Linked DNA regions of Homo sapiens: regions 1 and 2 are each linked to region 3. Evidence: chromatin contacts called from ENCODE Hi-C or POLR2A ChIA-PET data. All regions are on one chromosome and are shown on one strand. Each heading gives the region's core, a stretch centred on a gene start or an enhancer-like site at or near the end of the contact. The rest is flanking DNA. Distances are from core to core; before and after follow the strand shown.

What was found. A loop is a pair of places that touch in the nucleus more often than their neighbours do. ChIA-PET counts read pairs that join two places held with the same protein, here RNA polymerase II (POLR2A). Pooled maps may share reads with other maps.
Region 1: a map with no recorded cell type shows a loop between it and region 3 (8-fold over the local background). The contact joins the promoter of DSG2 here to the promoter of RNF125 in region 3. A Hi-C loop is called at or near these places in 3 of 37 single-sample maps with no recorded cell type and 2 of 50 pooled maps.
Region 2: a pooled map shows a loop between it and region 3 (3-fold over the local background). The contact joins the enhancer-like site here to the promoter of RNF125 in region 3. A Hi-C loop is called at or near these places in 1 of 37 single-sample maps with no recorded cell type and 1 of 50 pooled maps. POLR2A ChIA-PET finds 5 or more read pairs at or near these places in 1 of 52 experiments (PC-3).

The regions. Positions count from the first base shown.
Region 1 is chr18:31,496,224-31,499,566 of GRCh38, forward strand. It overlaps DSG2 (desmoglein 2), which reads left to right and starts at 1,954. Exons shown (of 15, transcript NM_001943.5): 1 at 1,954-2,073. The coding sequence starts at 2,029. RefSeq lists an enhancer at 1,344-1,483 and a silencer at 1,684-2,153.
Region 2 is chr18:31,267,709-31,271,155 of GRCh38, forward strand. No RefSeq gene overlaps it. Among named protein-coding and RNA genes, the nearest start is that of DSG1, 49 kb to the right of the region's middle. RefSeq lists an enhancer at 493-612. Within about 2 kb of position 1,483, at least 2 of the 41 ENCODE cell types and tissues checked have a DNase peak (open chromatin) inside an H3K27ac peak, as active enhancers do.
Region 3 is chr18:32,016,860-32,020,519 of GRCh38, forward strand. It overlaps RNF125 (ring finger protein 125), which reads left to right and starts at 1,966. Exons shown (of 6, transcript NM_017831.4): 1 at 1,966-2,168. The coding sequence starts at 2,005. RefSeq lists enhancers at 1,288-2,160, 1,567-1,861, 2,161-3,033, 2,678-2,727 and a silencer at 1,567-1,861.

The sequences.
Region 1 (3,343 bases), core at 704-3,203, 520 kb before region 3:
AAGGCATTAGATATGCTTACTGCAGCCCAAGGAGGGGTTTGCACCTTACTGCACTGGATGTTATGTGTATATCCCTGACAATTCTCACAATATTACTCTCCTTGCAAAGCCATGATGGGTGTGTTATTAATTTTGCTTTTAATTCTCCTGTGCTTACCCTGTATCTGTAATCTCTATCAACTATGCCTTCCCCATGTATCTGTAGGGGTATTTTCCTGCGATTGAGTATCAGATTGAAGCCGAATGTGGAGGAAAACTTAAATATTAAATTTGAACTCAATTGAACATGGACACAAACAATGGCCACCAAGTCCCAGAACAGGTGGTGTGAGCCCCTTGAGGAATTCATCGAGCGCTGTTTCAAATAAATCTCTATTTAAATTCCTATTTGTTAGTTATTGAAACACAACAGACAATCGCAAACACAAGTTGACCTTTTTGTGTTCCTTGAGTCCAGTCGGGAAGGGCCCTTGTGACTGGGTCTCATGCCAAACAACTTGTTACGATAAGAGCTAGGGTCCCAGACCATGAGGAAACTTCATGAGAATCCTCTGTAGTCTGGTGAGTGTAGTGTCCGACTCTGGAGCCCAGGCTGTTGCTTCCCGGTGTGGTGGTGAATCCTCCACAGTCTGGTGAGTGTACCTATAAATATATCTTTTCCTTCTCCCCTTCCCATTGCAATTTGCTTATTATATCATTTGCTTATTATATCCGCGTTGCCATTTAATTGGGATAAAGGTTGTTTACCCTTAAAAGTATGGTGTGTGTGTCTTTTCTTCTCCCCTTGCGCCTTTCTCGCACAGAACAATAGGCTCGTCCATTACTTTCAGTCGTTACATTTCTTGGAAGTTTCGTAATCCGGTGCTGATTCTAGTGTTTGGATGCCCATACTAAGTTTCTGCTTTTCAAGATGTCAATTTAACATCTCACCTCGCAATCACGTTGTTCTAATTTTAACAATTATTTATTGAACCCTTAAGTTCTAGACACTGCAGAATGCTTTACCTAAGATTTTCCAATTTCGTTCTCAAAACTTCCCCGTGCGTTGGTCGCTATTAACTCCATTTGACAGATCTGGAAACTGGGGCCCAGAGAGGCTAGTCCAGGCCACTCAGCTAGTCACTCTTGGAGCGGGGCCTCTGATCTAGCTAGTGGTGTAATAGAAATTGTAAATCATTTCAAAGAATATATATATTTCCCGTAACACCCTAGAGTTTTCTCCTAGCCCAAGAATTGTCCTTTTTGACCTCTGGTGATTGTTTCTCCTTGAGCCAGATAAGCTGCAAACCTGTTGGAAGCAGTGAAGGGCCATAGGGAAGAGCAGCCTTTGGGGAGACAGCCACCTGAAATTCTGCTCCACAACCTCCGCTCCAGGAGAGCGGGCCGAACGCACCGCGGTCGCAGCTTTCCTGAGGACACGGGTCCCCATGTCACTAGCGACACCTGCGCTCCGGGCCCAAAGCACAATCACAAAGTGCGGGACCTTTGGGCGGTGCTGGGCGGCCTGGCCCCGCAGCCACTGGGCCGGTTGGTCCCGCAGGACTCTGCTCCGTGGAGCTTTTGTCCTTGGGCCGGGGCCCTGCGACCCGCGCTACCCAGGTCGAGCCCCGCCAGGAGGCTCCCTCCTCCCGCCATTCTCCAGAGAGTAGGGGGTCGGGAAGGAGAGAACGGCGGGGCGGGGCCTGCCACCCACAGTCCCCAACCCAAGGACGTCACGGTCCCAGGTGCGAGTGCGAGCGGGCGGGAGTCCACCCCGCGCCTCCCTCCTCTGCTGAACTCCCCACCTCTGTAAAAGCGGCCCGGGCCGGCCCCCGGCTCCATTTTCTCGCGGCGGCCACACCTGGAGCCGCGCCTTTGGGTTGGGCTGGGCTGGGCCGCGCAACCGCCACGGGAAGACAGCCCTCGGGGCGGGGAGGGAGAGGGTGGCCGGGCCGGGGGGAGGCCGGGGCCAGGGAGGAGCCGAGTGCGCGCTCGGGGCAGGCGGCGGCGCGGAGCGGTGCGGCGGCGGGAGGCGGAGGCGAGGGTGCGATGGCGCGGAGCCCGGGACGCGCGTACGCCCTGCTGCTTCTCCTGGTAAGTGCCGCAAGCGGGACAGGGGAGCCACCGCCGGGGAGGGCGTCGGTAGGCGAGGTCTAGACCTCGCGACCAGACTTGCCCGCCGCCCTTGTGCGCGTTACCTGCCCGGCGCTCCTTCCTGCTGCCCGAGGGGGGAAAAGGGCCGGGCAGGCTGCGGCGAGATCCGACCTGGGGCTTCGGAAAATCCTCTTGGCTGGAGCCAGGAGAGTAAGTTGCGACCTATCGAAGTTGTGTTTTCCTTCCCGCGTCACCCAGGCCCCAGCGCCCTTTTCTGTGGTGTGTGGGTGTAGTGAGCCCTGGGGCGGGGAACACCATTGCTGGGGGTCGGAGGCTTTGTTGAGAGTCTCTGGGACGAGAAACGTGGAGGCAATAGGGAACAACCTCGCGCTTCTTCCACGTTCCTTAAATTTCCCTAGGATTCCCCAGCTCCTCTAGCCGCCGACACAAGCCAGTGAACTGGGGAAACCAGGAACATACTTGTATTCTTAGAGTGCAAAAAGTTGGCTAAAAATTTTTTAAAAAGGTGTAATTTACAAAGCTTAATTTTAAGTGGATCACCCACATATAGTTTTAACTTAAAGTTTATGAAGTTGGTGTTTCAAAAGTTTTCCAATATTAAAGATAATAAACATATGTAATAGTTTGAAGCCTTATTCATTTAAAAGGTTACAGAAAATGGAAGTGTAGCGCCCCCTCCCCCACGCCCCACCCCTCACTCCCGGAAACGACGTTCAGTCCCTGGATTTAGAGTTCTTTTGCTCAAATTGGATTTTAAACTGTTGGTTTTCTGTTTGTTTAAGGGGTTGCACGTATGTATCTCGCTTATAGGGGTTTACTAAAGGGGTTTTAATAAAGTGACAGTTATGCTGCAAATATAGGTGTGAGTTCACCTTCCAGAGAGTTCACAAATATGTGTTTACAGAGATTAGATGCAAAATCATACTCAGTTTTCTTACGTAATAATTAAAAATGCAAATACATTCACTATATTCAAAGTTCTAACTTCCAAAACATGAGCCCTTCTATCCTCGAGTTTTGGTGGGATGTGGAAGAAAATCGTGTGTGTGTGTGTGTGTGTGTGTGTGTGTCTCAAAACGGAAAAAGGCGTGACTGAATCCAGTCTAGAGATTTCCATGAACTCTCAGGTGGAAGAGCATGATAATTAGGGCGTCCAGGCCTAGCACACAGTTCATTTTCATGCTCTATTTATCCATTTCATTTTCCCCGTGTCCTTGAGGTAACTTTCAATGAAAATTCATTTTGTTGA
Region 2 (3,447 bases), core at 233-2,732, 750 kb before region 3:
AATAGTTGTATCATTGGTCAACAGAGTTATTTTGAACCTAGGTATTTTCCTTCAAAATGAGATGTGCTTTCCCCCGTCATAATAATTTTGATTCCATCACTTCTTTGTTATTCCATCTCTAAAAATGAAGATAAACATCTAAATTCTACAGTGTTTGGTCAATAACCTCCCTATTTAGATTTTAGTGCCCATTCATCATTATGCATATACCAAATTAGATTGCTGTAGAAGCAAATGTTTCTCAGAAAAATAATGAAACCCTTTATTTCATAGGTTCAGAGACATGTTGCTTCTTTGTAAATGGTAACTTGCCAGCCAGCTAACCCACGGTTAAGCAAAGATAAACTCCCTGGAAGGCAACAGATGTAATCTCAGCATTATTTTTTCTTCAGAGTTTTCCCAACCAGAATTTTTGTCTCTATTCCTGTTGCATTTTCATGTTTTCTTTCTTTCCATTTCTTTCTTTCTCTTTCCCATACTCTTCTGCATATGATTATTTTCTTCCTTTTTTTTTTCTTTCTTTTTTTCACCTCTGTCCTTCTCTCTGCAGTTTCTGATGCTGTGAACCTAGTGAATATTAAGGGACTTTCCTGGGGTATTTCCCAGAGGTTGAAGAAAAGCACCAGGACTGTGAAGTCACAGAAGCAGCCACAACACAGACTCTGGGAGGATGGGAAATGGCTAAAGTCATGATTTAGCCAGATGTTACAGAGTACAGGAAAAATAGAAAGTGAAGACCGGAAAAGTTCTATGCACTTTACTGAAATTGAAAACCCAAAATTCTCAACATGTTCATCCAATAAATTTTTTATATATATTTGGGATAAGTAAATTAAAATTGTATAAAAGATTTGTCTTAAATTCCTCAGCTAATATAGACAAAGTAGTACGACTGCACAAGCATTATCATAGATTCAGATGCGGGTATGGAGAGAGAAGAACTGGTCTGCTTTATTATATATTTTGCCAAATAGAGCTTATGGAAGAGAAGATATAAGAAAAATAATGAGGAACCTGTTTTAAACTGGATATGGGATAACTTCAGCATAAGTGATAGAATAGAAGAGAGAAAAGTAAAAAAAGGAGAAAACAGGCATGACTGACTAGTATGGGAATGTGAAAGAAATAAGAAAGAAATAAAAGTAGAAATGCAAAAAGCAATGGAAGGGTTCATATAAGTGATCAATAATTGCATCAGAATAAAATTAAGGGATATGGCCAATGGGGAAAAAGGATAATCAGGAGATTATCTGATTATAAAAGATAATGTTTGGAATAAGAGAGAGAGAGCAAAGGAAAGAGAGACAGAGAGAGAGAGATGATCAAGAGACCTGGGGAAAAAAATCTTGTTGACTGAAGTAGTAAGGTGGAAATAAATTTGGAAAGTAACATGGAGGAAGAAGCAGTAAAATGTTGTCATGAATAAAAGGAGAGCTGGTCTGAGATCATCTGCCAAGTGGAGGAGATGTGGACACCTGAGACAAAGGAAATATCAGTGACTACTGAGCGAGGAGTTGGAGCTTTGCCATAAACCAAGTAAAGTGAAAACACTAGTTCTTGCCAGCAAGCTGACTTTCACATGAAAGGGCAACAAACACATAATTTAATTATCATTGAAAGCAAAAATGACACCAACTGTGTTTTAAACTCTTCCTCATCTCATGGGATGTGATAATAAGTGAATCATGACAGCATCAAGCTCATTTCTGGTGCTTCACTAAAGTAACACAGTAAAAACATTAGCAGTCAAGAATTTGTGTAATTATTCAGTATCATCTTCCTGGAAAATTTTAGATACTTTGCAATTGAGATGCATTTACATGTTTCCTGATTCCTTCTTCAAAATAAAGGTCCATATGCAGTTTTTTGCCAAAACGAACAGAGAACGGAGAGGCAAAGCAGAACTACCCCAAGCTAACCTCCTTTGCCCATGGGTAGAACAGGCTTGTCACACCGAAAGTGAAAAACTCCCCATTAGAATATTGACTCTCCTCTGTAAACATCCAGTACAAGGAAATAAGAATACATGGATGCAAAGTAAACTCTTAGTTTCTACAATTGGTAGATAAAAGCTGGTGTTAATTTTTCTTTAAGCAGCCCAGGGTGCTTGACCTCCTTGAATCTACCTATGGTGTCGGAGGAATTCGTTGACATAAAGGTCCCCCAGCTCAGCAAGAGATAAGCCAGGGAAACATTGGAGTTTATGGCCGGGTTCTCCTGATACTGTTAGAACACTAAACCTTAGGGAAAGGACTATTTTTTTTTCTTCAAACTTCAGGGAGGCAGGCTTAGAATTAATTGCCCTTCCAGACAGAGAAGAGAGAATGTGATGCCTCTGGACACAGCAGTGTCTTGAACTTAAGACAAGGACATTGCAGTGTATTTTTCTGGCCGCCTTCTTTTAGTCAGTTCTAAAGGGATTCAAAAAGCTCTTTATAAAAGCAAATTTAGAAGAAGCTCTGTCCAAACTCATAGAGTAAGTTTAATTACTTCTAAAATTAACATAAAATGTGGAAAAGTGCACCTGTTATAGGCATATGCCTCAATAAATTTTTACCAGGTAACTAGACCCATGTAACCAGCTCCTTAATCATGATCTAGAACATTACTAGAAGGCCAGCCATCACTAACTCTCCAAATGTCACCACTGGCATGAATACTGATAACAAAGTTTTGCCTGTTTTTGTTTTTTGGTTTTTGTTTGTTTACATTAAATAAATGAAATAATGCTATATGTTCTCCTTTGTGACATATAGCTTCTTCCACTCAATAGTATGTTAGTCTGATTCATCCACATATTTTGGGATTGTTCTGAGTTGGTTATTCTCATTGCTCTATAGTATTCCATTATATGAATGTGCTGTAATGTATTATTCAACCTATTATTGATGATGTTAAAAGAAAAACTTCGGCCAAATTAAATTTAAAGTAGTTTTATTGAACAATGAACAATTTGTGAGTCAAGCAGCCCTCAGAATCACTGCAAATTCAGGGAGACTCCAGGGATGCCTCAAGGTCAGAACAAATTCATAGACAAAAAAAAGGGAAGTGATGTACAGAAATCCAAAGTGAGGTACAGAAACAGCTGAATTGGTTACAGGTTGGCCTTTGCCTTATTTGAACACAGTTTGAACACTTGGCAGCGTTTGAGTGGTTGAAGTAAGGCTGCTGGGATTGGCCAAGACTCAGCGATTGTTACAGGCCCATACTCCTAAATTAGGTTTTCAATCTTGTCTACCTATTAAGTTAGATTACTGTTCATCCACGATGACTCAAATATAGAAGTATGGAGCCATTCTCAGGACATATTTAGTTTGCTTTAACGATGGACGTTTGAATAGTTTCTAGTTTGGGGACATTATTAATAGTCCTGCTATGGATATGCTTATATGTGTCTTTCAGTGTGTATATTATTCACTTCTGAAAGGGATAGGTGGAATTGCTAAG
Region 3 (3,660 bases), core at 716-3,215:
CTTCATGGCTCTGATTATCTGAAATGATTTTGTTCATTTGTTTATGGATTGATTACATGTATCTTCCTTTTGTTTGTTGTTTGTTTTTGAGACAGAGTCTCGCTCTGTTACCCACGATGGAGTGTAGTGGCATGGTCTCGGCTCACTGCAACCTCCACCTCTTGGGTGCAAGTGGTTCTCCTGCCTCAGCCTCCCAAGTAGCTGGGACTACACGCATGTGCCACCACACCTGGCTAATTTTTGTATTTTTAGTACAAAAATTTTTACTAAAGAAATGTATTTCTAGTAGAGACGGGGTTTCACTATGTTGGCCAGGCTGGTCTTGAACTCCTGACCTTGTGATCCACCTGCCTCGGCCTCCCAAATTGCTGGGATTTCAGGCGTGAGCCACTGCACCCAGCCTGTTTTGGTTTTTTGAGACAGGGTCTCCCTCTGTTGCCCAGGCTGGAGTGCAGTGGCATGATCTCGGCTCACTGCAGCCTCCACCTTTCCGGTTCAAGCGATTCTTGTGCCTCAGCCTCCCAAGTAGCTCACACCCAGCTAAGTTTTGTATTTTTAGTAGAGACAGGGTTTCACCATGTTGGCCAGGCTGGTCTCAAACTCCTGACCTCAGGTGATCTGTCCTTCTTGCCTCCCAAAGTGCTGGGATTACAGGCGTGAGCCACTGCCCCGGCTTGGTTTGTTTTTTGAGACATGGTCTCACTCTGTCGCACAGGACGGAGTGCAGTAGTGTGATCTTGGCTCCCGTGCTCAAGTGATCCTCCCACCTCAGCCTCCCAAAGTGCTGAAATTACAGGCGTGAGCCACGGTACCCGGCCTATATCTCCTAATTAAAAGTAAAGCCTGGGTGAAGTTTATGGCCTGCTAAATACGTACATGTATTATATGCGTTATTATATCCCATGTGTTATATTATATATTATTGTATATGTGTATTATATACTATGTACTATTCTTACAACTGTATGTGAATCTATAATTATCTCAAAGTTTTGTTTTTGTTTTTTAAAGTAAGTTCTGTGAGAACTGGGATTTTGTTTGCTTGTTGACGATTGTGTCTTCATCACTAGAACCGAGTCTGGCGTGCAGTGGGCACTAAATAAGTCTTCGTAAAAAGTGTAAATTAACGCCCGGCTAATTTTTGTATTATTAGCAGCGACGGGGTTTCACCATGTTGGCCAGGCTGGTCTCGAACTCCTGCCCTCAAGCAGGAGTTTCAAGCCCGCCTCGGCCTCCCAAAGTGTTGGAATTACAGGCGTGGGCCACCGCGCCTGGCTGATCATGTTTAAAGGGCGGGGTGGGGAGCGTACAAACAACAGAGGAAATCCTGAGCCGCAGAGGAAACTGGAGATGGCAGGGTTTAGCACTAGAATCTCTGTAGGAGAGGTAAGATTGGAATCCTAATCTCCAGGACTCTTTCCACTACCCAGGCTATCTCTCCATTAATGGACTATTGATTGGATGACAGAGTAGCGATAGCACCGTCTTAGGAGACGCCCAATCATAGGTCATAGGTCATTTTTGCAGCTTATTGTGATGACAACAGTGGAGGATGGTCTTCCACTTCACCTTAAAAGCGGCTGTTCTCTGATTATCATTAAGCATGGCCACGCCCGCACTTAACTTCTGACAGTGGGGAAAGCAGCTGTGTGTGATAGCTTGGAAGGTTTACTGCTGCCTCAAGTCCTCTTCTCTGCAGTTGAGGTTTCAGGTTTCAATCCTCCCAATACCACAAGACAGAGCACGGGGCGGCTGCCGCCTCCGCCTCCGCGCCTTAACCTAGGCGGCTTGCCGAAGATCTCAGCCCCGCGGCCGCGCGCTCGCCCTGCCCTAGACCAGGGTTGGGCGCAGCGGCGGAGGTGGCTTCTGGGCTGCGCGAGCTGGGAGAGCTGGGAGGCGGCGATCGCAGCTGGGCCGGGACTTCCTTCCTCCACCGCACGGCAACAAAACAACCCTGCGGCAGGCACTGAGTGCTTCGCAGCTGTCTGGGCGAGAGGCACAGCGATGGGCTCCGTGCTGAGCACCGACAGCGGCAAATCGGCGCCCGCCTCTGCCACCGCGCGGGCCCTGGAGCGCAGGAGGGACCCGGAGTTGCCCGTCACGTCCTTCGACTGCGCCGTGTGCCTTGAGGTGTTACACCAGCCTGTCCGGACCCGCTGTGGCCACGTGTAAGTTCCAGGGGAGCTCGGTTTGCGCCCACCCCTAAGGAGGGCGATGTGGGGAAGCTGAGGGCATGGTGTGGGGAAGGAGGGGGACGGAAGACAGCCTCTTAGGAAATTGCTGCAGGGAGAAACCTGGACCCGTCGGATGCAGGACCACGGGGAAAACGCGGGTCGGAAGGTGACACAGGATTTCGGGAGGAGAAAAAATAAACAAGCGGGTCCTGTAGCCCCCTTGCGCTTTCAGCTCCCGAAGCCCAGGTGCGGAACTCCAGAGAAGGGGATCCAGGCACGGGTCCCGCCCAGAGCCAGGGCTCGCCAACTGGGGAGGGTGCTCTTGGCTGGAGAACCAGCGCTCGCCCAGGCACGGAAAGGAAACGAGCTCCAGCTACAAGGCAGGGGCTCCCGCAAAGCGCAGTTACCCCGCTGAACACGGTAGAACGGGCTGCGCTTCCCTCTGCCCCAGAAACCCGGGTCCGTTTTGTTTTGCTGGAGCTGTGCACGTGTTCCCAGAATGCCCACAGAGGCTCGTCTTAAGCAAACAAGGATCTGTGCAAAGTGTCTTTCCACCCCCACCCCTGCTACCCTTTCCCAACACAGACACCCAGCCCCTCAAAGGGCAAGTCAAACTGGAGCTTCCGAGTGACTTTCCACAGTTGTTAGAGTTTAACAACCTGCTAGGGTGGGGCTTGGACGTTAGCCGCCAAGCCCCTGAATGTACTCCTTCAAAACCCAGCCACAACGTAACAGGAGGTGGCAGGCTACCTGCTTTACGCACGGTCTCTCCAAACCGGCGGAAATTACAGAGTAAAATAACTTTCTCAAAACCGCATAGTACTTAGCTAAAACTCACAGTTGGTGCAAAGCCGTGGTCGTTTCTAAGAAGAATTTAAAAACAAAGTCCCTATATAAAATTGGCACATCCTTAATGTGTGTTTGAATAACTGGTGGAGTTGGAGCTGTGAATTTGTGCTCTCTGTTTACTGTGTGTGTGTGTGTGTGTGTGTGTGTGTGTTTGAGAGAGAGAGAGAGAGACGTAGTCTGGCTCTGTCGCCCAGGCTGGAGTGCGGTGGTGCTATCTCGGCTCACTGCAACCTCCGCCCACTGCAACCTCCGCCTCCCAGGCTCAAGTGAGTCTCCTGCCTCAGCCTCCCGAGTTGCTGGGATTACAGGCGCCCACCCCCACACCCGGCTAGTTTTTGAATTTTGAGTAGAGATGGGGTTTCACCATGTTGGCCAGGCTGGTCTTGAACTCCTGACCTCAATTGATCCACCCACCTCGGCCTCCCAAAGTGCTGGGATTAAAGGTGTGAGCCACTGCACCCAGCCTTCTCTCTTTGCTTTGATTTTTTTTCGTGGATACGTGTGTGTGTGTTGTGTCTGCACAGATCAGGAGCGGAAGCCTACTTAATGTCCTTTGAAGGGTGACTATAGTATGATGAAGCCATGTGTGATACCACAGTGGCTTGTACCAGCATTTGGCTTAGCAGGAAGAAAGAAA